Regions from separate parts of the Homo sapiens genome. Here all the other regions are linked to region 2. A link is a loop called in an ENCODE intact Hi-C map of the cell type or tissue named here. Cell type or tissue: ascending aorta. All regions are shown on one strand.

Region 1 (8,000 bases), 82 kb after region 2:
TATATAAAGATAACATGCCTTTGTTGAACCGAGACAGAAAATGAACTCTCAACTGGGAAAGGAAAAAGAATCTGTCCCTGTGTCTAGAAGAAGGTACTTCTTCAAGTCCCACCCCAGCCTGTTTTCTTACCTCATACCCCAAGGTACATTCTTTGACTATGTCCTAGGCCCAGAATTCTGGAGTCAGAATGCGGAAGAGAGTGGAAAAAACCACTTACATCATCCTAACTAACCAGCCCACATTTAAGAATGAGATTGCTACGTGACTGTTGCCATGAAATTGTTTATCTGCCCTTGCTGCAGTGTGGCCTTTAAGGGACACAATCTGGTGCCAATGATGTCCCAGCAGCAGTTGCCATGGAGACCTGGAGGTCAAGGTTGGTAAGGGAGCTTCTTGCCAAGATGATGTCACATAAAAATCCCTTTGCTTTCTTGTGACCACCAGGTTATTCAGCTATGAAGGAAAAAGAAAGCCATAAATTCCTCAGATGTGTGTCCACAGTTGGAGCAGGGTGGGCTACTGCAGACTCCTAGCATACAAGTCACGAGACCTCCTTTGAGTCCTTGCACTCCCCCTGACTTGTCTGATGGGGGAGATCCATCTAACCTCACTGGACATGCTCCAGGAGCCGCGTTTGGAAGGCTGTGAAATCATCTGGTTGGGACTGCCTTTCTCACCCATCTGAATAATTCAAGCACAATAACTCACTTCTAAGCCTGCCGTTGGCTTCCCACAGCCTCTGTCTGCCAGTCCCCATTACCTATGGGGTGCAATCACTGTCCATATAAAGCAGAACTGGGGTACTTTGCACATGCCACCTCCCCCCAACTCACTCCTAGTCTACCCTACTTCAGAAACCTTATCTCCTTCCCCAACAACACAATGTATTTAAATAGCTACTAATTTCCTCTTCTTTCTTTCTTCTGCATAAAATTTCATTAATTATACATTTCTTGGTTCATGACACAATGTCATCTTTGTACCATGCACACTTCACTTGTATTTAGCTATTCAGTTATTTTTTTTTAAATAAACACCATCCAGTCAGCCCACAACCCAAAACAAAAGCCAGGCCCTTGACGACAACCAGTATGTCTTCCAAATTCCAAGTGACAGTGAACAGAAAAATGAAAGAGCCGTTCACCCAGCATAAACAAGGCGGAAGAAGCCCACGCCTATCAAAAGTTTCCATCTTCTAGCATCCGAAGATGGCGCATCTTCCAAATGTCTTGGTTTTTACATGACCCAAGTGTCCCAGTCTTTCCAGTCATTGAAAATTTGGGTTCTCAAGTGGTGTATCATTTTATCTTGAGCTGTGTGTCCTATAGAAACATGGAAGATGACTATTTCTTTTTTCGGCTAAACATGCAGCAGCCAGCAGACTAGAGCCAGCTTCTGCCTCGGGCCGCCCCGGGGCGCGGGATGGGAAGGGGTTAACGCAGCGCCCCGCTTACCTGGGGTAAAAGCCGGCACAGAACCCGAGCGCACAGGTCGCCGCGCGCATGCGCACTCTCCTGGCCCAGCACAGTGCTTGGGGGCCGGCGGCTCCCAGCTCCCGGGCCGCCCTGCTGCACAAAGGCCTGCTTTGTTCTCTCGGCTCTGTTTTAAATATCTGACGAATATTCCCCCCATCCCTGCTCCAAATCCCCGGCCTGACGGCAGGCGCGGCACAACGGCGCATTGTGGGGCCAAGCGAGGGGCGAAGGGGGCTGGGGGTGGCCGGCGCGATGGGGACGCTCCGGTTGCGCCAAGTTGACTCTGCCGTTTGGGTCACCTGGGCTGAGTCGCGGGCGTGGAGGCAGAGGGTAGGGGGTGAGGAGGTGTTTCTTGTCTTCTTCTTCCAATCTCAGAAGTAAACATTGGAAAGTGGGGCCCCCAGCAGTGTACAGCCCGTTTCCAAACCAGGCCTGTAAGGAGGAGCTGAGGTTTCGGCTGAGCCCCCAGCCTCCCCCGACCGCACAGCCTCGGGCATGAACCCGCGAAGCCAGACGCTTAGTTGCTTATCAGGCCATCGCTGTACATATTTAGAAAGTACCTATCACTCAGACACTTTGAAAAGCGTGGCGTTCCAGCGCAAACCAACCCGAACGGGTTGGAAGGGGGCAGTCCTTTCTTCCCGCAAGTTCGGGGCTCGAGAGACGGCTGCAGGAAGGCCATCACCCCTGGCTTCCTGCAGCCACAGCTTCCAGCCCCACACGATGCCCAACTTCATTTTAGCAGTGGCCCCCAGGGGAAATCACACCATTCTTGGTTTTGTCCCTCCCTCCTGAGGTTGGGACATTGTTCAAACAAAAGTAAGCCTTCAGCTGACAGAGAAGCTGCCCCGCCTCTTCCCTGCCCTTGTCTTGCTGGCATTCATTGGGACTACCAGGTAGCTTTCCTTCCCAGCTCAGGTGTTTACCTGCTGCTGCAGAGGAGGAGTTTTTGCATTGTCTCCAGGGGGTTTGCAAAATAAGAACCCCAAAACCCACCTCTCTTTCCCATTTTCTTCTTTAAAGGTAGAGAAAGCACTGCATTTCACATTGGGTCTTGGAAACCCAAAGCTAGACACAAAATGTGGGCGTTAGCAGCTCTGAAAAGTGTGTGCTTGGTCTTAACGTTTATTCTTAAAAAGGAGGTGTTCATACCCCAGCTTGCGAACAAAGCTTTCATACCCTCAGCATCTTGAAGGGAAATTGCTGCCCTTCCATCCAGGGCAGGTGAAGGAGGAACTGGCTTGGGAGGGTTGGATTCAGAAGCAAATAGCTTTATCGTTTTGTGATGCCTGTTTGAGGCCTGACTGGGAGCCCAGGAGTCCTCCTTCTGTGGTAGTTTGTTATAAATCCCAGGGTCGGACTTACATTCCCCAGCTGCAAAAAGCATACATACGTCCTAAGATATTTATTTTTAATCATACTTTATAATTTTCACATTTCACATATTGTTACATTTCACCAATACTCTAATACTTGAGTATTAAAGCTAATCCACCATAGACCAACAGTCTAACTTTGCAAATGAAGGAACTTGTCCAGAGCCATTCAGAAAGACAGGGCAGAGGCGAGCCTGGAGGCCAAGCCTCCTGTCCCTATGACCAGGTTTGGTCCCTTCTAACATGCTAGTCATGAACTAAAAGACCAGGTTTCCTACCACTTCTCACAAAATTCTTATCACGTCAGGGAGGATTCTGACTCCACAGTAAGAAGCTTTGGAAAAAGGTTTTTGGTATTCAGGTAGCTTTGAGGAGAGGGAGTCTCTTCTCAGTACAGCCCCTAGGAATGCCGAGTTTGCCAGGACTGTGCTCACAAGCTTAGAGACGTAAGTCACGTTCCATTGCCTGGGTTGCTAAGTGGCAGAGAAATCCTGGGTGTTTGTTTCCAGGCACTCTTGAGCCTCCGGAGGAATTTCTTCAAGCAACACTAACTGTCCTTTCACCACTCTGTTGGCCAGTGAACCCCCTATCTCTGTAGATGACAGCAGCCCGCTCTTTCTCCCCCACTAGTCCCCCTGCAGCAGGTCAGCCTGGAGCCACATCTGGGAAGGTGTGACCTAGAACTTGACCTCCTTCCCTGATGAGTATGCAGAATCTCCCCAGCTATAAAATAGCATGGCCGTCCCTACCCCACCCCCCATGCACCTCCGGACTTGGAGACATTGGAAGGTTTACTTCAGCACATTTGTGATGCGATACTAGCTGCTTGGAGAGAAACCTTCACCAGCAGCCTCATCCTATAGCAGTGCCTGCCCATCTGGGCAGGAGGTGCCAGGGTTTATACTCCCCTGAGCTTCAGAGGGTGGGATCGTTCCAGACAACCTTCGGCCGGTAACTTCTACGGGCACATCCTTTTTTTCGTATGTTCTACATTGACCCATACCACCACCACCATTCCAACCCCTTGAACCAACCCCTGGTTTCAAGCTCTCCCAGGCTGGCAGATGAAGGAACATTTCAAAGCCATCACGTGGTAATACTGCCTGCTGGCCAACAACTCCATTTCAACAGCGTCACCTTTGGACTGTTCAGCAGTGTTTGTGCAAGTATTTGAATATTTTCTGGCATTTTGGCCCTATTATTTTATAATAATAAGTGGAAATGGAAAAATGAAGTGCTGATTCTCATGATAAGAAGGGCAGGTCTCACAGAGCTCATATAATTGAGGCAAAGATGGAAATCATTAGGCACGCTGAAAGTGGGATTATGTAGCCTCAATCAAATGCTCACTGGAGTTAAGCCTGTCAACTATGTGTCCAATTGTTAAAAAAAAATGAATACAATTAGGGAGCATATATGAAATTCTGGACGTATATGGTCAAAGACTGTGTCTAAAAGGCGGGTGTAGTTGGGATATACTGGATTCCCTCAATTCTAAAGCTGCATTGATTTAATAGCAGTTTTCCAGGACTGGGTTGGGAAGACACTGTGAGACCAGAAATCAGGAAAATACAGTGATAATATTGTTTCACTTCCTGGGAACAGAACCGTCCCTCATAACATGCAAGTGTACTGCTTGCCCCTGGCATGGTGGACCAGAGGGTTTTCAGGACAGTATTAGGGTATGGGAGGAGGGAGTGGCCTGGAGATTGATCCCTTGGGGAGTCACTACAGCTCGGAAGCCGGGGACAGGCCTTTAGTTAATGTGCTAGAATGGATGGAACTTGACTCAAGAGAGGCCCTCATGCCACAAGGTTTTGAATCTCCCATGTGCCCGGCATATAGAAAATTTAGGGAGTTAAAAGCAAAGAGTATAAGGTGCACCTTTTCCTCTTTGGGCACTCGTCCCTTTACCACTGTCCCAGCTCTCCCTGGGGGCCATGCTGTCACTGGCAGCCTTTGCACGGTCTGTTCCCTCTGCTGGGAGTGTCTGTCCTACCTCCTTGGCTGCCTGGCCAGCTCTGGCTCACCCTTGAAGACGCCGCTCAGGCTCCTGCCTCCCCAGGCTCCAGTGTCTGTGTGTGCGCTGCGTGCTGGCCATCCACCTCATATTCTTGCTCTGTCCACACTGTATAACCATCACTGGCTGGCCTGGGAGAGTTTGAAGATGAGATTTCTTGTTCATCTTTCGATCCTCTGCATCCCAGGAGCCCTCAGTGAGGGTTTACTGAGTGAAGCAGGCCAGGAAGGAATGCTGCGTTCTCAGGAAGACCTCTTCAGCAAAACACTGTTGACCTTTGCCTTTGCATCATGCGCCAGGCATGACCTAGCACAGCCATTTTAAACCTCTGAGACACCAAGAAACTCTTTCTTTCTTCTCCAGAAGCCAAACCATTTGTTTCTAAATTCCGCTTTCTTTGCCTCCGAGGCCCCCTCATCTGGAGCCTTCTTGCCCATCTAGTGTCTGGAGCTTCACATCCTCCGGGAGGTTCTTTACTGATACTTTCAGTAAGTAAAGCCACTGACTTTTCCTTCAGCTGTGGGGTGCTCGCTGAATTCTTACCACTTCTTCAGGGAAAAACAACCTAGAAGCACTCTCTGATCCAAAGTGTTTCTCAGGGAGAGCGGCCAAGTGAGCACAGGAGCCGCTCGGCCGTCTGGGACTGTGATGTGATGTCTGAACAGCCTCTTTAGAAACACTGCAGCCTTTTCCAGGGATGCCATCCAGACGGGGACATCCCTCACAAGTTGTCTAGGGTCCTGGGGATGGAGGCCGGGAGCTCCGGATCGAGGGATTTAGCCTTATGGGGCCTGGTTGGCCCCGCCAGGCCAGCTGTGAATGAGGAGGGTGTCTGAGCTCTGTTTTGCACCCGTCCACTCACCAACTTATTCTTGACCTAACACACCATGCCCCTGCTGCCCTTGGCTGTGACGATGGGAAGCAACTGTCCAAAAAGCCTGAGGGGAGCCAGCTCCAACAAACCCACCGTTGGCCCACCATGCCCACCCTACTCAGCGCAATGACCAGTGGGTCTTTATGTTTTACAGTCAGGGCCTTGCTCTGTTGCCCAGGCTGGAGTGCAGTGGTACGATCACAGCTCACTGCAGCCTTGACCACCCAGGCTCAAGTGATCCTCCCACCCCAGCCTCCTGAGTAGCTGGTACTGTAAGCACACACCACCATGCCCAGCTAATTTTTTCTTTTTTCTTTTTCTTTTTCTTTTTTTTTTTTTTTTTTTTTTTTTTTTTTTGGAGAGAGGGGTTCTCACCATCTTGCCCAGGCTGGTCTTGAACACATGGGCTCAAGTGATCCTCCTGTCTTGGCCTCCCAAAGTGCTGAAGTGCTGGGATTATAGGCATGAGCCACCACACCCAGCCCTGGGCCTCTTTTTGAGGACACCAATGCCATTGCCTCCTGGCTAAACTGCTCTCCACACAAGTTAGTTCCACAGACTCTCCAGGTCCTTGGGACCCCATGAAACTCTCTGGGGCTGTGCCCAGAGTCCACTTGACAGAAACCTGATTCTTTTCCTGTGAGGCAAACAGCTGTGATCGGGACATGTCTGTCAGGGGATGACTTGGCAGAGCTACAACGCCAAGGCTCGGATGCATATTTTTTATGTGATTTCTTAAAATTCAAGCAGGAGAATACGCCTTCCCCCAAACGGCTGGCTCCCCCACTGCATTCGCATTCCCCCCACGATGTATAACAGGAGTCCGCAGCCCACCCCTGGAGAGGACAAGGCTGTAATTCAGCAAGGCTCCAGTGACATCCTGACCGTGAGAGTGCAGCTGGGGCAGTTTATGAACAGTGCTCTAGTCCCTGGGGGAAGTTAGCTCTGTTCTCCAGCCCACAAGAGTCTATTGTTCGCTTTCTTGTTTTTCTCCAAATGTTTAGATGTGCTCAGAGCACAGAAAAGCCCGAAACCCAGGCCACCAGCCAGGGCGATCCTGAAGCAGGGAAGCCTGTGGGCTGGAGCTCGTGGGGCTACCCCCACCCACACACACCCATTGTTGTTCCTACCTCGCCCTAAGATGTGACCGTCCTGGAGGACAGAGGTAAGGGAGTGGCCTCTTTTTGGCCAGGGCTGTTTGGACAACAGTGGGCTTGGATTGTTCCAGCAAGTGAGGTATGAGACCACAGCTCAGGCTCACTTGGGTGGTAGCCAGAAGCAACTGCCCAAGTTACCTTGGGCCCATCCAAAATGTGCACAGAGAGAGTTTGGCAACTGTCTTCCAGTTGCTTGTCACTGACCAAGACTGCTGAAGTTTGACAGGAATAAGCAAGTTCTGGCCTCCTGTCTGCATCAAGAATCTGGGCTCCAAGGTACAGCCTCTTGAGTTGGACTCCTGCCATCAGCTCTTCCTAACTGTGCAAACTTGGGCAAGTTACTTAGCCTCTCTGAGCCTCAGTTTCCTCCTGGGTAAAATGGCACCTACCTCGTAGAGTTACTGAGGATTCAACAAGGTAATCAAGGTAAGCACTCGCACAGAATGAGCCCTCAATACATACTGGTTATTCTTTGTATTATTACTGTTATCAATGATTACTAGTACACCATCCCAAAGTCACCTCCTCTGCTTAGAGCATCCATTTTTGTACCTAAACCGAATGCCTTCAACAGTCTCCAGTTGTGGGTCAGAGAACAGCTGTGCAAGAACGGCAATGCCAGAGGAATGAAGGATGAAGTGCCTTGTGATGTGGGGAGGAGAGAACGTGCTCAAAAGCCCGTCGCCTTTGCCTCCCACTCCCCTTAGCCCCAGATCCCTTTCTCCAGGGCTCATATTACCTGCCCTCCCCCAGTGGCTGGGATTCTCAGCCTGCCACTGGCTCCACAGTCCCTACAGAGCCACCGAAACCCTCCCACCCCTGCCTGGAAAATGCCTCTCCCCCGTATACCACCTTGGCGGCCACCACTAGTCAGCCAGTAATGGGGTGGGGGTGAGACGGAGGTGGAGCCTCTGGAAATGGTGCTAGATCAAGGGAGAAGGAGATCCAGGACCCCAACTCCGTAGGCCTGGGATGCTGAGTACAGTTTAGAGATTGGGGATTCATTTACACCAGCTTGGGGGGCTTTGGTGTGAAGGGAGATGGACAGAGTATGAGGGAGGAGGAAAAGGTAGAGGGTAGAGGAATGCATCCTGAAT
Region 2 (8,000 bases):
GGTTCATTATTCTTTGCTTTGCTTGTGCAAAATTATTTTCAAAGGCAAAGACACGGGGACAAAGTTGGGCTCTTTGAGGCTGTTCCTTGAGCAAAGAGGTGTATGCCTCTGGCTGCCCACTTGGCAGTGGATATCTTCATGCTTCTTTTTTCCACCCAAATATTATGGCCACTGGAGTATTTGTAGGAAACAGTCTAAAAAAAGACAACACTCACTTCCCCTTGCTTCAGGCTCTTCACAGTCAACTCCACTGGCATGTTTCAGGCACCTGCTGTGTGCCAGGCATTTTTTTTCAGAATGGAACAATATTGCCCTTGTCTTTAATGCCTTAACTGTCTAGCAGGAAAGACATTATTATGAGTACCTGGGGCAGAAACAGTGTGAGAAACATTTTGGAGACCCAAAGGAAGGGGCCATTGTAAAGAAGTTCCACCAGAGTAGAGGTAAGAACGGGGACAGGGCATGCCTATAGACACCTATCCATCATTCGCTTGTCCACACATTGATTTCCCTAAATATTTATTATCTGCTTGTTATCTGCCAAGAGTGAAGGGCTTGGGATTCACAGATGAATAGGACATGGAATATAGAGTAGGGGGTTGGGCAGAAGAAGGGAGTGGTGGGAGAGGGAGTTGAAAAATAGATTGGGCCGCATTAGTAAGACTTTTGCTTGCCAATTTGGGTCTGAACTTTGTTCTGTAGGTAATGAGGAGCCTCTGAAGGTCTTTCTACAAGGGGTGGCACAGATACCTGCCCCACCCCATTATTTCCTACCCTGCAACTTAGAAGTATTTTATTCATGTATCTGTTTTTTAGCTTGCTTCTTGTTTGATTTCCCTAACTGGGATGTGAGTTCCACGAGGACAGGGACCCTACTGTATCCACCACTGTATTCCCAGTTCTGGGCACAAAGTCTGGCACACAGTGGGTCACCAGCAAATATTTTACTTACTGAATAATCAGATCTGTGTTTAGACAGTTGTCTCCAGTTGATACCATGGAGGGACATCCAAGGTTGGGAGATCCTGGAGGAAGGACTGGTAGCAGCAGAGAGGTGCTGAGAGCCTAATCCGGGGCTATGGTGGCATAGAAGGGAAGGGGAGAGATTTAGAGGACTCATCAGAGTTAACATCATCAGACCTTGGTGAGGGAGAGGGAGGGTCCAGAGGTTTCCATGTGGATGTCTGAGTAGCTGGTGATATCGTTGACTGAGAGAGAGGAGACAGGGTAGGAACCTTCAGGTGAAGAGGGGCTTGTTATGGGAAGTAAGGGAGCATAGATAGTGAGATCAGTCTTGGACATGTATGATTTGAGACAACCATAGAATGTTCCACTAGAGATGTCCAGTAGACAGTTGGAAATATACGTGGGCAATTCTGGAAGATGGCTGGAGCTGAGGTCACAGGCTTTTGGTGATAAACGAAGCCAACAAAGAGTAAAGTCACTCAAGGAGAGCAGACAGAGTTGAAAGAAAAAATAGAAGCCCCAAAACTGGAGGAATACCACTGGAGGGTGGGAAAGAGGAGCTGGGGGGAGGAGACAGGTGTGCTCTGAGAGGCGGGAGGAGAAGAGAAGAGGACTTCTGGCTACTATGGGATAGCATGGGCCCTACCTAGGACAGGGCAGAGGTCAGTGGGAATGGGAGCTGTTATCTTGGGCGACCAACTCCACTCAGTTCTTACCATGTTAATGTTAATGGCAAACTCTTGGCAATTCTGGGCAAGTGAGAAGAGCAGAAACACCTCTGTGCAGTTTATCAGGACTTTCTCCTTCTAGCACACCCTGAGGGTGAGGCCAGAATTAGTCATGTGCTGAATGGTCTGCCTATTTCATGATGTTCTCAGCTTGGAAACATTTTTTTTGTGCAACTCCAACTCAAGCACCAGCAAATCCAGCCTCTCCTCACCTCCTATTACAAATGGCTGTCATGGACTAGACCGGTGCCTAACAAACAGCCCACACTTCGGGATCTGAGTTCAGGTTCCGGCACGATTAGTGCAGGTGGCTTCTGGCTCTAAATCTCTCAGAGGAGACATCTTCTTCTGGGGGCTGATTCACACGTGAGTGCTGATCATGACCTTGTGTCGGGATTAACCTCCTTTCTCAGCATCTCCTGCTACATTCCATCTGTTTCTAAAGACACCTCATTCTGCCTTCCTTCCGGCCATCCACTGTTACCTTTCACTTCCTGTCGGCACGTACAGGCCAGGGACTTTACTCAAGTCACTGAACATTTTGGGGAAATGAAATGAAAACATAAAGAGAAGGCCAGTCCACAAAACAGCTCAAAATGGAGATGCTCTGGCTGAAGGAAGGAGTGTTGGGGTCCAGGAGCCCCGCTCACTCCTCAGCACCCGGGAGCATCACGGAATCTAAGGTGAACCTCCGGGGCAGGAGACACAGCACTGGCCTTAGAGTCCACAAGCCCGGGTTCCTTGGCCCTGTCTCTTTCCCTCTCTCTGTTGTCTGTAGCTCCCTCCTAGCTCTGAAACTCCAAGTACAAGTGAGCAGGTCATGAGTCACCAAGCCTCTTTTCCTGGGCGTTTTTCCTTCCGGGGAGAGAACAGCCAGGCTTGGACAAAAAGTGTTGGGACACCCTGAAGCAGAACACACTCCCTGTCATTCCTGGCCTCACTCTCCTCCAGAACGAAAGCACCCAGACCTGCAGGCCTTTTTTAGGAATGAAGTCACTGGTCTGTGTAGGTTGACAGAGTGTCCTTGGAAAAGGCTGCTTGGGAAGGAAACTCACAAGGCATGGGTATCCCCACTGGAAGAATCCAGAGCAAAACCCTTCTGGAAATCCCCCACCCCACATATACACAAGGAAACTCCATGGAAGGCATCCTGTCTTGGAGGCCTCAGTGGGTTCCTCCTGGAGAGTTTAAGGGGAGGGAGGCAGAGGAGGAAGGAGAGAAACCTAAAGTCAGCAGGATATTCTCATGTTCTCTCTCTGTTAATTGCCTCCTCTCTTTTTCTAAGAAGGCTGAGATACCGAGGCTTCCTCACCCACCACCCCTTCCTCTACCTCCCCTTAGTGCTGGGTGAGTTCATCCATCAGGACCCCTGCCTGGGACTGTCCTCACTCTCCCGCTGTGGCTCACTTGCCCCCAGGGCCCATCCCAGCCCAGCCCAGCCCTGCCCAGCCCAGCCTGCTGCATGCTTCTACCCCGGCTCCCACTCAGGCTCGTGCGTCACTGCTATTCATCTTGTTTAGTGCTTGGCTTGGCTGCAGATGCTGTAAATATGGTAATTTTAGACTCCCTGATTGGAAAGGATTGCAGAGCGGGTTGTGGGGGAGGACGGCAGTTTGATTTACTCCGCAGGAGCTGGTTCCGAGATGGCTCTCCACCCTCTGTGCACGCCTCTTCTCCAAGCTGTGCCCCATCAGGCCCTACTCTTAGTGTTGAGTCCTGACTTCTTGGGGTCTTGGGAGAAATGAGAGGGACAGAGTGGATGTCTGTGCGTTCTGGGCCTGAAGAATTGCTGGTTAGCACAGAGCATCACATGCAAGGAGGCCGGAAGTGTAGTCAGTGATGCGCAGGGTGGGCGTCCTGACACTGCTAAGACAATGCCCAAGGCTGATGACCCAGGATTATCCCCCCACCCAGGGCACACTGGGGATGAAGTGGGGGCTGCCCGAGGCCTCTGACCCCTTCTGAGCTCTCTCCCTTTTCTGTTCTCCTTTCTTTCCTGACCTCCCTCCATGGGGGGCCATCAGTCCCCAGGGCCTTCTGCCAGGCACTCACAGGGTTGTCAGCAAATCCCTCCTCCCACCCCTTTGTTGAATAAAGACCTAATTTGCATTTGATTACAGGACCCCTGAGTGGGTAGGGGTGTATTCAGATCCCCAGGGAGTGACTGTGAGGCTGGCATTTCAGGCCCTGGGAGTCAGAGTGGGAGCTGAGGGTTTTGAGCCCCAGGAGTAGGTCAGGTTCTTCAAAAGCCACCAGATAGTCTCCCAGCTGTCTGTCTTATCTCCTCAGGACAACCCTAACTCCAAGGCTGGTGACTGAGTCAGACTTGGAACATCCCCGTTTTTGAGCCACAGTCTATAGTCACAGAATGTTCCAGGGGGAGGGATGGGGGGAGAAAAGGAGGGCACAACTCACATTTCTTTGAGCCCCAAACTTCATTTGACCAGTGAGGAGTGGCTTGCACCAAATCATTGGTGCAGCTAACCACAAGAATGTTAGCTCTTATCTAGTGCTTCATCCATGCCCTGGACACATTTTTTTTTTTTTTTTTTTTTTTTGAGACGGAGTTTCGCTCTGTCGCCCAGGCTGGAGTGCAGTGGCGCGATCTCGACTCACTGCAAGCTCCGCCTCCCGGGTTCACGCCATTCTCCTGCCTCAGCCTCCCGTGTAGCTGGGACTACAGGCGCGCGCCACCATGCCCGGCTAATTTTTGTATTTTTAGTAGAGACGGGGTTTCACCGTGTTAGCCAGGATGGTCTCGATCTCCTGACCTCGTGATCCGCCCGTCTCGGCCTCCCAAAGTGCTGGGATTACAGGCGTGAGCCACCGCGCCCGGCCGCCCTGGACACATTTTTATAGAAAGATCCAGATGAAGGGAAAAAGAAGTCTGATAGGTATTTCTTTTTACTAAGTCATGTGGGAAGCTACAGCGGAATCCTGCCACTCTCTGCTGACTGATGGTGAGCTTATGTTTGGTGACAGGAAACTTGCCATCTACAAGGCAGCCTCTTAAAACTTCGGTCAGCTCTGACCGTTGTCTAATAATTCTTCATTGCTGCAAGTTTTCCAGCTGTCCCCCACATCTGTTTTAGTGGTGGTGGAGGATTGGGGGACTCAGAAGGAGGGCGTAGATTGTCCTGCTACAGAAAAAGAACTAGCAGGACTCCTCTGAGGGAGCAACATGGAGAGACTTTCTCACCCCTCTGCAGGCAGGCTCTGCCCCCTTTCACTCACTGGAGTGCTCACTTCCTGTGCACACGCTGCGCCGTGCTCCCTCCTGGCCCATGAGGTGCCAGTCACCACACACTTGGATTTGTTTACTTTTCCTCCTGGAAATGTGGACATGAGGGCATTATACTCACTTTTCAAAGCAAAGGATTCTTTCCTGGAGGGGTTAATAGTCCTTAGGTGTAAGTACCCCTCCAGTGGTTGTATAGCAGTTGTCTGTTGGGGGACCTTAAGTGATTATTCATGGAATCTTTCATGCTAAAGATGCATTGCAGCGAAACGTCATTGGTTTGGACCAAATCCGGTTATGGTCTGAAGAACCTCAGGTATGGGACATCCCCAGCAAAGCAGTCTTATTACTCTTTATCCTGCAGAGTCACAGCTTACAGAATCTTCCCTAGAAGAGGTGTGCCTGGTGTACTTTTAAAAATAGATGCGCCTCTTGTGTAAACAGCATTTTGCCTGTTGGAATGTAAATGAATGTTGTTGGAGTGCTTGGAGACAGTTTGTTCTTTTAGTGGATTAGCAATTTCCCCTGCAAATGTTGTTTCATGGTATTTGCTAAGCACATCCTTCCTTCATATGCAATATGGAATTCCCTATCAGCCAGCCTAGATGGGCGAAAACTCTGGAAGTTCTGCTGTACCCAGTCCATCAATAACCCTAGCAGTGATCTGTGTTCTAGAAAGGCAGGGGTGGGGGATGAGTCCAGGTTTTCTAAAGACATTGGGAAATAATAGCAAATTTTCCAGAGAAGGAGTTGCTTCCAAAAATTTAAAAAATAGTTAAAGAGAGGCATTTATAACCATGAAGAGTAGTCAACAGAGAAAACAAACATGCCAGTGAATGAACATCCTAGCAGAGGGTGGAGAGAGCAAGCCAGAATAGTGTGGAGGGGGTACAAAAGTTTCAAATTATCTTCCCTATATAAAATTCCCATGATCCCCCAGGCAGTCAGTTTTAACTGCTTACCCCAGCACTCCCAAATTCCATTCTTCCGGAGGCCTGGCAAAGCACCTCCTCAGCACTCACTACCCAGTCCCAGGCCTCAGGCGTGCTCTCCCCACACGGCTGCTGTCCCCATCTTCACTTCCACATCATCCTTGGATCCTAGATCACTGTCCCTACAGCTCACTTCCTTGTTTCCACTCCCTGTCCACACATTAAATATCCATGCTCTGGCCTGGCAGTCAGCAGTCCCATGACCTGGCTCCAGGGCCCCTTCAGCCCCAAGTCGCGTCCCTCGCAGGTTTGATGCCCAAGCAGCAGATTTCTCCCCAACAGAGGCCTCAGAGAGTGCCTGGCTGTGATAAGCATGTGTTGCTGTGATTTTGTCATCTGTCTCCTTGCTTTTGCTTAGGCTGTTCCCCTGCCTTCCTCTCTGCCTGGCAGGATTCCCCCCTTCCCAAGAAGTGCCTGCTTCTGATCTCCAGTAAGTATCTGACGTCAGTCATATTCTTAAATCTGACCAGCTCACAGTATTTACATCCAGGATTTCTCTCTTTTTCTAGAATGAAAACACCTCCAGGTCAAGGGCTTTCTCTCACACTTATTTACACCTCAGCACCTAGCACAGAGTGCTGTACACAGTAGATGCTTATTTTAGACTGTGATATCCTTAATAATAATAATAATAGCTCTGCATTATTAATCATTTTCCATGTGCAGGCACTGGGGTCTCTCCCCAGATGCATCTTCAGCACAAACCAAAGAGTGTTACCATCAGTTACATTTTATGGAACTTGCCAAGAGCGTAGGTAATAAATGACAGAGCTGCGATTTGAACCCTTATTTGTCCCCTCTAGGACTTGCATTTGAAGTCATAAGGGTGCTGTTCTATTACTCTCATGAAGACAGGGACCACGTCTTTACCTAAGGCAGTGTTGCAAGTGGAGACTAAAGACCAAATCTGCCCCATAGATATGTTTTGTTTGGCCCATTCTGTGCGTGTTTGTTTGTTTCTTTAATCAGGAAATTTTACATCCACATCTAGATTTCTGGCTTTGCTGGGAAGCCCAGGAGATACAGTAACCCTGGATTTAAGCGTAGTGATGCTGGCCAGTGCTCGAAACCGCTGTCCCCACTTCACTACAGCCTCTGCTTGCCTGGCCTGAGGGTAGGGGAGCATTAGAGTTTGCGTCTTCCGCACTGTACTGTCTGGTTCCATGTTTCACCTCCCAGGCATTGGGATTGGGGTGGGTCCGTTCTTGGTTATATAGGACTGCCCCATATATTGCAGGGTGTGTAGCAACACTGGCCCTCACCCGCTAAATCAACAGCACCTTTCCTTCAGTCATGTTGACAATCAAAAACTCCCCCAAACATTTGCAAAGCCCCTAGTGAGGGATGCTGCCCCATTCCCTTTTGAGACACAATGGCAGATAACCCCTTGTCTCACCAGTGGTGGCACACAGTAGGGCCTCCATTAAATAGATTTAAAAGACCTAAAATGCAACATCCATTACCAAATAGTTCCCATGTTAAAAGTTCCCATGAAAGGAGAAGCAGAAAAATGCAATAATCATAGTATTTTTTTAAAAATAAATTATCTGGAGCAAATTTAGTGCATTCCCTTAAACACCTGTCCCATGATGGAAAAAAAAAGTTAGTAATAACACGTTTCTGTGGAGGCATTTCCATTCTCCACGCCTCAGTTCCCACTGTAATGTTAATTGGTTATGGTTTTCTTTGCTTCTAGTCCTTACATGTGCAGCTGTCAACCAGGCACCACCCCAGGAAATGCTGCACTTAAAGGGATAAGTAAGAGGAACTGAATCACATGCAGCTTTTCTAAGGAGAAATGATATTGTTAATATTTTTGCTTGTTGTTCTAATTATAAAAATACTATGTGCTTATAGTAGAAATTTCAGAGTAAAGTACTAAGAATAAGTAAAAATCCCTCATACTCTCATCATCAGAAGATAATCACTGTTTCTATTTTTGTATATTTCCTTCCAGTCTTTCTTCCTCTATCGCACATATTTGTGTTTGTTGTTGCTGATTTCATTTTGCTTCTAAGAAAATTGGGATTGTACTATTGATAAAGCCCTCCTTGCCACTGCATGGCTGTACCATGA
Region 3 (8,000 bases), 150 kb before region 2:
AACCAGTTGCCTTTACAACTGGACTTGGAGATAAATAATAACATTATACCCATTTTTTTTTTATCATGAAGCCTTTGACTTTCAGGGGATATCTATTCTTTATTCCTTTTACCCTGTATGTGGAAAAAAAATGCTCTGTATGAAAGAAAAGCAAGCAAACTTGTTGACTCAGTTCCCATGGTGAATGCAAGGCAGACCAGGCCAATAGAAACAACTCAGATATTACAAAAATGTGTTTCTTTCTGGCAGCTGCACAGTCAGTCCTTTATATCCAGTCACTGCAATCGCCCCATCACACAAAACCATTTCCAAGGTCATTATTCTGGTTGCGGGGGCTGCTTCCCCTACAAATAAATGTTGGTTTTACTAAATGTCCTCTCTCTCCAACTCACTTTATGGCAAATGAGGAGTAGCAAAGCATCATTTAGGAAGAGAAAGTGTAGAAAATCAGAGAGATGAAATACTACAGGTTTTCTAAAGGCTCAGGTTTATCTGGCTCAAGCAATACAAATTACAAACTATGGCACCACCTGTATAATCTGGTTTTAATTAACTTGAGGAAGGTACATCAATGTTATTTCATTAAAATCAAATTCTGTTTAAATGGAAAACCACCACTACAGGGTACATTGGGGCATTGTTCACTTGGGTTTTGGGGTTGGCAAGTAAATCCTGTATTTAGAAAAACCCAAGCAAACCCTGTTTTTTTGGAATCTTCTTATGCTTCGGAAGGCTTGTCATAGGTTCCTTGGAATGTAGGGGGTGCCCTGGTGAGGACCAAGGCACAGCTCAAGATGTTGTTTGCCAATTCTTCCTTTTATGACCCTTCTAGTCTTCTGTCTTCCTGCTCCCTGCCTGTCTCCATATCTCTTTAGTGCTTGGCCTTGATGCCCTATAGGACTCTCTCTCCCATTTGCCACTTTGAACTGAATGATTTGATCCCCACTGGGTGGACAGTGGATGACATAGGGCACTCTATAAACAAAGATGCTATTTCAGGCTTACAAGAGGAATGAGGCCCACGTGATCACAAGGGGCTGGTGAATAATAGAACCCTCTTTTGAAACTCTCACTTCACCAATTACCTAAGAGCTGGGAGGAACCTGAAAGATCCTATAATCTACACACCTCCTTTTCCGAGGAGGACACTGAGATTCGGAGGTAAAGAAACTGGTCCATACTAGTGAAGGCTGTTTGAGTGGGGCCTCCCCATTTCGACTCATGCCCTTTCCCCTCCAGCCTGGTGCCCCAGTTCTGCAGACCTGTTGATTACAACACAGCCCACGCCGAGAAAATCCTGCCCTGTCAGCAGAACAGCTTTACAAGCTGACATAGGACATGTGTGTGTTTGGAGTCAGGAGAATGGCTGAGTTTTAGTTCCAGTTCTGCCTCTGCTTTGCTGGCTTCAGCGAGTCACTTCTCCTTCCTTTGTCTATTTCCCCTATTGGGAAGGAGAAGATAATTAACCTTTCCACCTATCAGGCTCACTTGAGTGTTATAAAGAATAATGAGGTGATATTTGTAAAGTGCTTTGAGCTGCTGGGAAAGAGGAGGGGGTGAGCTCCGTGGAAAACATTATTAGCTGGAAGGACTTATCAATTGAGCTATTTAACAATAGCAGAGAGTAAGGATACTCAGAAATGAATTCCAGGGACTAGCCCTGCTTTGAATTTAGGAGGAGGATTAGTGGGAACCTAATAGGTATTCCGCTTCTCCAGTTTCTTCAGTGCACCGTCAAACTAGGAAAGGTAATTACATTCTTCTATGTCGGATTCAGCCCGGAGTTTCAATTGGGATGTCAAAGTGTGCTTGTCCTCTATTCTCATACTGAGGCTGTGTTATGGTGTGATTGTTAAAGCCTTGGGCATCTTCTATCCCCTGGGGTAATTTCGCTTAGGAGCTATACAAAGTAATTTCTATGCAGTGGCTGGGCTGCTGTTTATAAGGTTGATTAGTAGAGCTTCTAAATCTAAAGCGCCTGGGGAGCAATTTGGTTGAAGCAGGGAAATAAAAGGCAAGGTCTTTATCATGGTTGATCTTTTTTTATTGAGCCGCTCCATGGGAATTTTCTCAGTGACTCAGATGCATCTACAGTGCAAAACGTGGGGCTTGGTGGCTCTTTGACATGGCAATGGAGGCCTAGCCCCAGGTAAAGGTGAACTTGCCAGGTCACTAAATATATTTAGGGCCCCCTTTTAACTTCCTTTACTCTCACAGAGGGTGATGTTTTTGGGGCCCTGAAATGTGTGGGAATGTTTCCAAAAGATTGTTCTGATGAGGGATCTGTTTCTGCAAACTCCTGCCCCACTGTTTGAAAGACCGTCTGCCCCAAATTCAGGTCTTTCTCATTTTTAGGGCCAGGGAAGAAGACAGAGGAAGAGAAGAACTGGGGGAATTTTGTTTTGAACTTGTGCAGTCTCTGTGGGCTGACTGAACAGTGAGCCAGGCAGAAGGTGGCTCCCTCTTTAGTCGGCAGGAGCAGGGCTGAATTTTATCAACATCTTCTGCAGGTGTAGGGAGAGGTCAAGATGTCATTTGGAATGATAATTTCTCTGATCAAAGTTAAGTTAAGGAAATTACAGTGATTGCATCTTTGTCCCCTAAAGTTTATGAGCCTCTTTGTAATCGCTGCTTCCGCAAACCCTTCCCCACCTTCCCAAGTTCTCAGGCCTCCATCTGCAGGGGCTGCTGGGCTTTTCCCTCCAGGAAGGACGGGCTCGCCAGCTGGCCAGAGGTTCCTGTATTAGTGCTGCCCTGTACTGACTTGTGAGTCTCCAGTAACAATCCTCCGGTGTGGCACAGCTACAAGCAATGACCAGGGAGGCCCACCTTGAATCCTGAACCTCTTTGGGGGCTGACTCAGTCCTCTGAAACTGACTCTTGGATTCCTTCCTGGGTTTGCCACCAACTCATTTTTGTTTTTCTCAGCAAATCACTTCTCTGCCTTGAGACTCCATGAAATAATATAAGGTTTCCTTGGCAGGATTCTCTGACCTTTTTCAGAGACCCAGATTTCTTGTTTATTTTAATTTGAATGTCTCAATCCTCTGAAAGCATTTGGAATATTTTCTTCATTTCCCTCTCCCAAGGTATCTACTTTATCCCAGACAGGGCTCCCCCAGTGGGTTTTGAGGGGAAGGATGCTGAGGCTTTGGGCCCGGGCTCCTGTCCTTTACTTCACCTCTGCCAGGGCAAAGACCAGCACTGGGCTGACCTCCCTGGGCTGGGCCAAAAGAGAAGGCTGTGGAAGCCGCACGTCTCCGATGCTGCCCACTGTCCTTTCCCTCTGCAGCCACAGCTGCCTCCAGCCCCCCTCACCCCCGCCTGCTCTTTTTCTCAGTGAGCCTCAGCGCCAGTGCCCCAGTGAGCTGCTGGGAACAGAGGTCCGTCCCCTGCACTGGCCTCGGCTCCCCGCACCAGAACATTCAGGCATCAATGGGAAACAGCAAGATCTGTCGGCATCCCCCCCTTTCTTCAGGCTTTGAGGGCCACATTCTCCACGGCCATCTGTTCCCTTTCACCTCTCTGGACAATGTTGCTTTTTAAAGCCAGCGATTCTTCCTCCTTTATCCCCTCCTCTCCCGCCTCCCCTTCTTCTGTGCTCCCACCCTTTCTACCTCTCCTCTCTTTGCCCGATTCCTATGAAATTAGCCTCTCTTAAGATAAGATTTGCCCTTCCTCCATACAAAGCTGTTTTGCAAACACTATGGGTTTTTGAATTTTTATTTTTACATTTTGTTTGAAGTGAGGGCTTGCTACTTTTAAAGTTTGTGATTGTCTTGTGGAGGGGGTAGTCTTTTGATAGGGATAGGAAGGGGGAGGATAGAAAAACTTTTTAGTCATGAAAAAAGAAAATACAGAATAATAATGAGTTTTAGGTTCCTGCTGGCAGGCACTTGCCTCTTTAAAGAAGGAATCCTCCCTTTCCTTTCCTTGATGATCAGTTTAAGGAAATTTTTATGCTCTCGAGGTCTTCCCACCTTTTATTGTATTACTATTTTGTTGTTGCTGCAATGTTGTTGTTGTGCTGTTTTTAATTTAGAGCCAGGGCTTCTGTGGATCTGGTACAGCGGATTCCTTTGTCTTGGACAGAGCCATATACAACTCCAGAGGTTCCTGGATTCAGGCAGAGTGCCCATGGTGCCTTCTAGATGAAGCAATCATCCTGACTCAAGGGCTGGACATCAAGGGGTGTTTGCCCCAGGACTGACCAGTGACTAAGTGTGTGACCTTGGGTACATCACTTTCTTTAAGAATAATGATGACAGAATCATTTACTTCAAAAAATTTTTAACACATGATTCTTCTGTTTTTACTATTACTTGGTTTCACAAGCAAGACGAGTCCGTGGTAATGTCATGAAAACTTATGGGTTATCCTTGGGTAAGGATGTACCAAGAATCCACCGTTAGGGTCTAGTTGAGCAGCAGACATGGGAAATATCTAAAACAAGGACGGACTCCTGGCTGTGGCTGCCTGTCAGGATCACAGAGCAGGGACACGGGCACCGGCAGAGTTGGGCTGACAGATTGAATCCTGTCTCTCCTACTTACTAGCTATACAGATATCAGTAAGGTTTTGTCATCTATAAAATAGGGGCAACACTAGAGATATACTTCGTATGGTCGTTGAGACAATTAAGAGATTTTTATCACGTAAAGCACTTGGAATAGTTTCTGGAACCTGGTCGGTACTATGTCGTTGTCCCTCTTCCTATCCCACATCCACATTACAGATGAAAACATGGGCTAACGGGTTTTCTGCAGGGCTCTTCTTAGTCTTTCACATTCACCTTCTGCTGGTTCATTTTTTCATTGCAGAGTGAACACTGATAAAATAAATAATGTAATTATCAGATTATAATGATGATTAACACAGCGATTCTATTTAGAAATGTCATAAAATAGTGAAACATCCTAAGATACAGAAAGATATATGATCATGTACTTCTGGCAAAGAAGGTGAACCAGATGTGGAGATGATAGTCATAGAAGGAAAGCCAGTCATGATTTTGGCAACTGGGATCACCTTACATATTTTCAGTTGGAGAAAACCTGGAGATTTATTTTTCTTTTGGTATCAATTTCTAGAAACCTGTCGTATGACTAAGAGTTTCCCAACAATAGGGAGAGAACATTATTAAAATATGCTTTTCTAGAAAGGCCCAAATGACTCTGAATAAGAAACTGAATATTATAATTTAATGAGGAAAAGAAAATGAATGGGATGTCCAGAAAATTGGGGCGGGGAGGGGGTAGTTTCCATGCATTTTCCCTCCTAGAAAGGGAGATTAATGGCCATTCTTGTAATATCTAAATGGCCAAAAGAAACAATGAAAAGAAAAATAATGAATCAGACTCTGGGGTTTAAATCCTGACTCTGCCACTTGCCAGGTGGCCTTGGGCAAATCACTTTCTTTGTAGCGCAGCTTCCTTCACTAGAAAATTGGTATGATAATGGTACCTCCCTCACAGAGATAATGTATGTAAGGTGTTTAGCCTGGAAAACAATAATTATCCCAAAGTGTTACCTCATAATTCTTTACTGTAATGTCTTATATCAACTGACATCTGAGATGTGGGACACATTACCCAAAGTTGGTAGTCTTGATCACTTTGCGGATGCTGGTCATTTGCAGTAAACCCATAGTTCTGTCTCATTTCTGGATAAGCATTGGCCTTCGAGGAAGAAGGAAATTGGTTTGCTTAAGAATTCATATTTTGCAGATGTGAACTGACTGGCTACTGACACCAAAACCAGTTCCCCCAATTAAAATAACCCTGCTAGCCTCAGCACATTTTGTTCATGAGCTCCCTCTCCCGCCATGAGGCGGCTGCCTGAAAGTACTTGACTGCCCTACCCTCCACTCCCCGGGGATTGGGACATGCTTGTGAAGAGATACTTGAGGAAGTTAAAGCAAGGTCATCTCCATTGCCTAAGCCCCACACCCTGGTAAACTGCACACTGTTTGGACCTTGAAACTTGTGAGCTGCGAATTCCTGTCATAAATGGAGTTTTCCTCCCTCCTGTGGCCCCAGTTTGTGGTGAGCCTTGTGTTGGCATGGTGGCCATGGGGACACCCCTCGTGTGTGTGTGTGTAGGCCCCCAAAAGGAGAAGTGTAGCAGCTTCCCTCAGCCTTGCCTCAGAAAGCCGGGTCCAGATGGCCAAGGAAGCACACTGCATTGAAGGAACTCTGCAGCCAGAGTGAATTTACCAGTGTGGGAAACAAAAACGTTCGGGTTCTGGTCTAAAATTCTGGGAGCAAAGGACACTGGGATTGCCTCCACCAAATGTCAACATTTTACTTCTTCCCCCACCCCCTTCTCAGAGCCTCGAGGGCAGCAAACATATGTGAGGCCAGCATTCCATTCCCTCCCACGCAGGAACATATGCTGATTCCTATCAGGATCCTCTGCTTCCCAAAGAGGCTGATGGAGATGGGGAGGGAGGAAAGCATAACCATAAATCCTCACACTCTGGGCAAGGTGATAATTGAAAGCATTCTCCACCATGACGTGCTCTCCAGTGCCAGGGCAGCAGGCAGCTGGGACAGCTAAAGCTGGGGAAGGCCTGGGCCGGGGCCCAGCTCTCCCTCTGACCAGGTGAATTTTGGTGGTCAAGTCACTTCTCTGCCTATGAAACGGGAATAAGGATTGTATCCATGTTGTGGGATCAAAGGAAGCACTTTAAGTCAAATTCATCAGATGCACTTAGGCACTCTGGAGTTTTCAAAGCACCTCAGCATTTCTGTCTTGTCTCACTTGATTCTTTTTGCTCCCCTACTTGCACTCTGTTCCTGCTGTCACTGAGGAAACACAGCAGAGTGTGAACTCTGAAAGCTGACCCTTGTTTGGTGTCTTGAAGCAATGCAGGTCAAGGAGCAAGACTGAGGAGGGGCCTTAATGAGGGTCTCTGAGTGAGGACCTGGGCCCGGTAACCAGCCCTGGCCTGTTTCATGCCCAGGCTATCAGCCGCCCCTCCTACCAAGTCTCTCTGAATTAATATTTTGGGTGTCTCCTCAGACAACAGCTCCAAGCAGATGAATTATGGCAGTTCTAAAGGGTATTTACATCTCTTCTCTCTATTCCTCTTGGGAAGCAGGGTGGGGGATTAAGTCAGTCTTAAAAACTGGCTAAAGGGCATTCTCCAGAATGATGTCTTCTGAGATTAAAAGGACACAGAGCCACATCACAAGATACTAGGTGGAGATTTTCTAATACAAATGCATGCATGATGGTACATGGACTGTCTGCGGGATCTGAGGAGTCTGTAATTGCAGGCAAAACAGCAAATGCCTAATACATGATTTTTTTTCAAATGTTAGCATATATTAGGATCATCTGAGAGAGGTTTTTGAAAATATGGACTCTTGGGCATCACCTCCAAAGATTCTGATTCATCAGGTTTGGGATGGGGCCTAGGATTCTGCATTTTACAAAGTTAACAGATGATTCTGATGTATAGAAACATATGAATGCCCTAGTAATTTCTCCAGAGATCCAATCCCATGTCTTGATTTTATATCAATGACCAAGTAATCTCTCTGGAAAGGCCAACCTACATTTTCCCACTAATTTTTTTGGGGGGGAAGGAGAGTTCAAACCTACAGAAAAGTTCCAAGAAAAGTATATTGAACTCCCCATATACCCTTTACCTGATTTTTTTTTGTGTTTTTTTTTTTTTTTGAGATGGAGTCTTACTGTGTCGCCCAGGCTGGAGTGCAGTGGCGCAATCTCGGCTCACTGCAAACTCCTCTTCCCGGGTTCACGCCATTCTCCTGCCTCAGCCTCCCGAGTAGCTGGGACTACAGGCACCCGCCACAATGCCCGGCTAATTTTTTAGTAGTTTTGGTAGAGATGGGGTTTCACCGTGTTAGCCAGGATGGCCTCCATCTCCTGACTTCATGATCCACCCGCCTTGGCCTCCCAAAGTGCCGGGATTACAGGCGTGAGCCACCAAGCCCAGCTCTTTACCTGATTTTTAACACTTTGCCTCATTT

What was found. A loop is a pair of places that touch in the nucleus more often than their neighbours do. Peaks named below come from ENCODE experiments on the same cell type or tissue, not always from the same donor. Only the 100,000 strongest peaks of a DNase experiment are listed, where the experiment ranks them.
Region 1: it touches region 2 in a loop (2.0-fold over the local background); 17 of 110 quality-filtered maps call a loop at or near these places.
Region 3: a loop joins it to region 2, with 5 times the contacts of the local background. A loop is called at or near these places in 12 of 110 quality-filtered maps.

Annotation. Positions count from the first base shown.
Region 1 is chr14:68,626,897-68,634,896 of GRCh38, forward strand. LOC100996664 (a long non-coding RNA gene) reads right to left here and starts at 1,891. Exons shown (of 2, transcript NR_135816.1): 1 at 1,456-1,891; 2 at 1-454. It also overlaps a transcript of RAD51B not described here. RefSeq lists a silencer at 1,550-1,599. In ascending aorta, a CTCF peak has its summit at 4,037; a DNase peak (open chromatin) is centred at 345; H3K4me3 peaks cover 627 bases; H3K27ac peaks cover 3,692 bases.
Region 2 is chr14:68,545,182-68,553,181 of GRCh38, forward strand. It overlaps a transcript of RAD51B not described here. Among named protein-coding and RNA genes, the nearest start is that of RAD51B-AS1, 140 kb to the right of the region's middle. RefSeq lists enhancers at 2,296-2,887, 5,612-6,132, 6,133-6,653. In ascending aorta, no CTCF peak of the experiment used is centred here; DNase peaks (open chromatin) are centred at 1,851, 2,570, 3,190, 3,950 and 1 weaker place; H3K27ac peaks cover 6,245 bases.
Region 3 is chr14:68,391,589-68,399,588 of GRCh38, forward strand. The region is part of intron 8 of RAD51B (RAD51 paralog B); the gene reads left to right. LOC101927971 (a long non-coding RNA gene) reads right to left here. Exons shown (of 4, transcript XR_245776.5): 3 at 5,592-5,678; 4 at 3,708-4,828. Among named protein-coding and RNA genes, the nearest start is that of RAD51B-AS1, 290 kb to the right of the region's middle. RefSeq lists an enhancer at 5,575-6,301. In ascending aorta, a CTCF peak has its summit at 3,108; DNase peaks (open chromatin) are centred at 263, 1,293, 4,163, 5,963 and 1 weaker place; H3K27ac peaks cover 6,320 bases.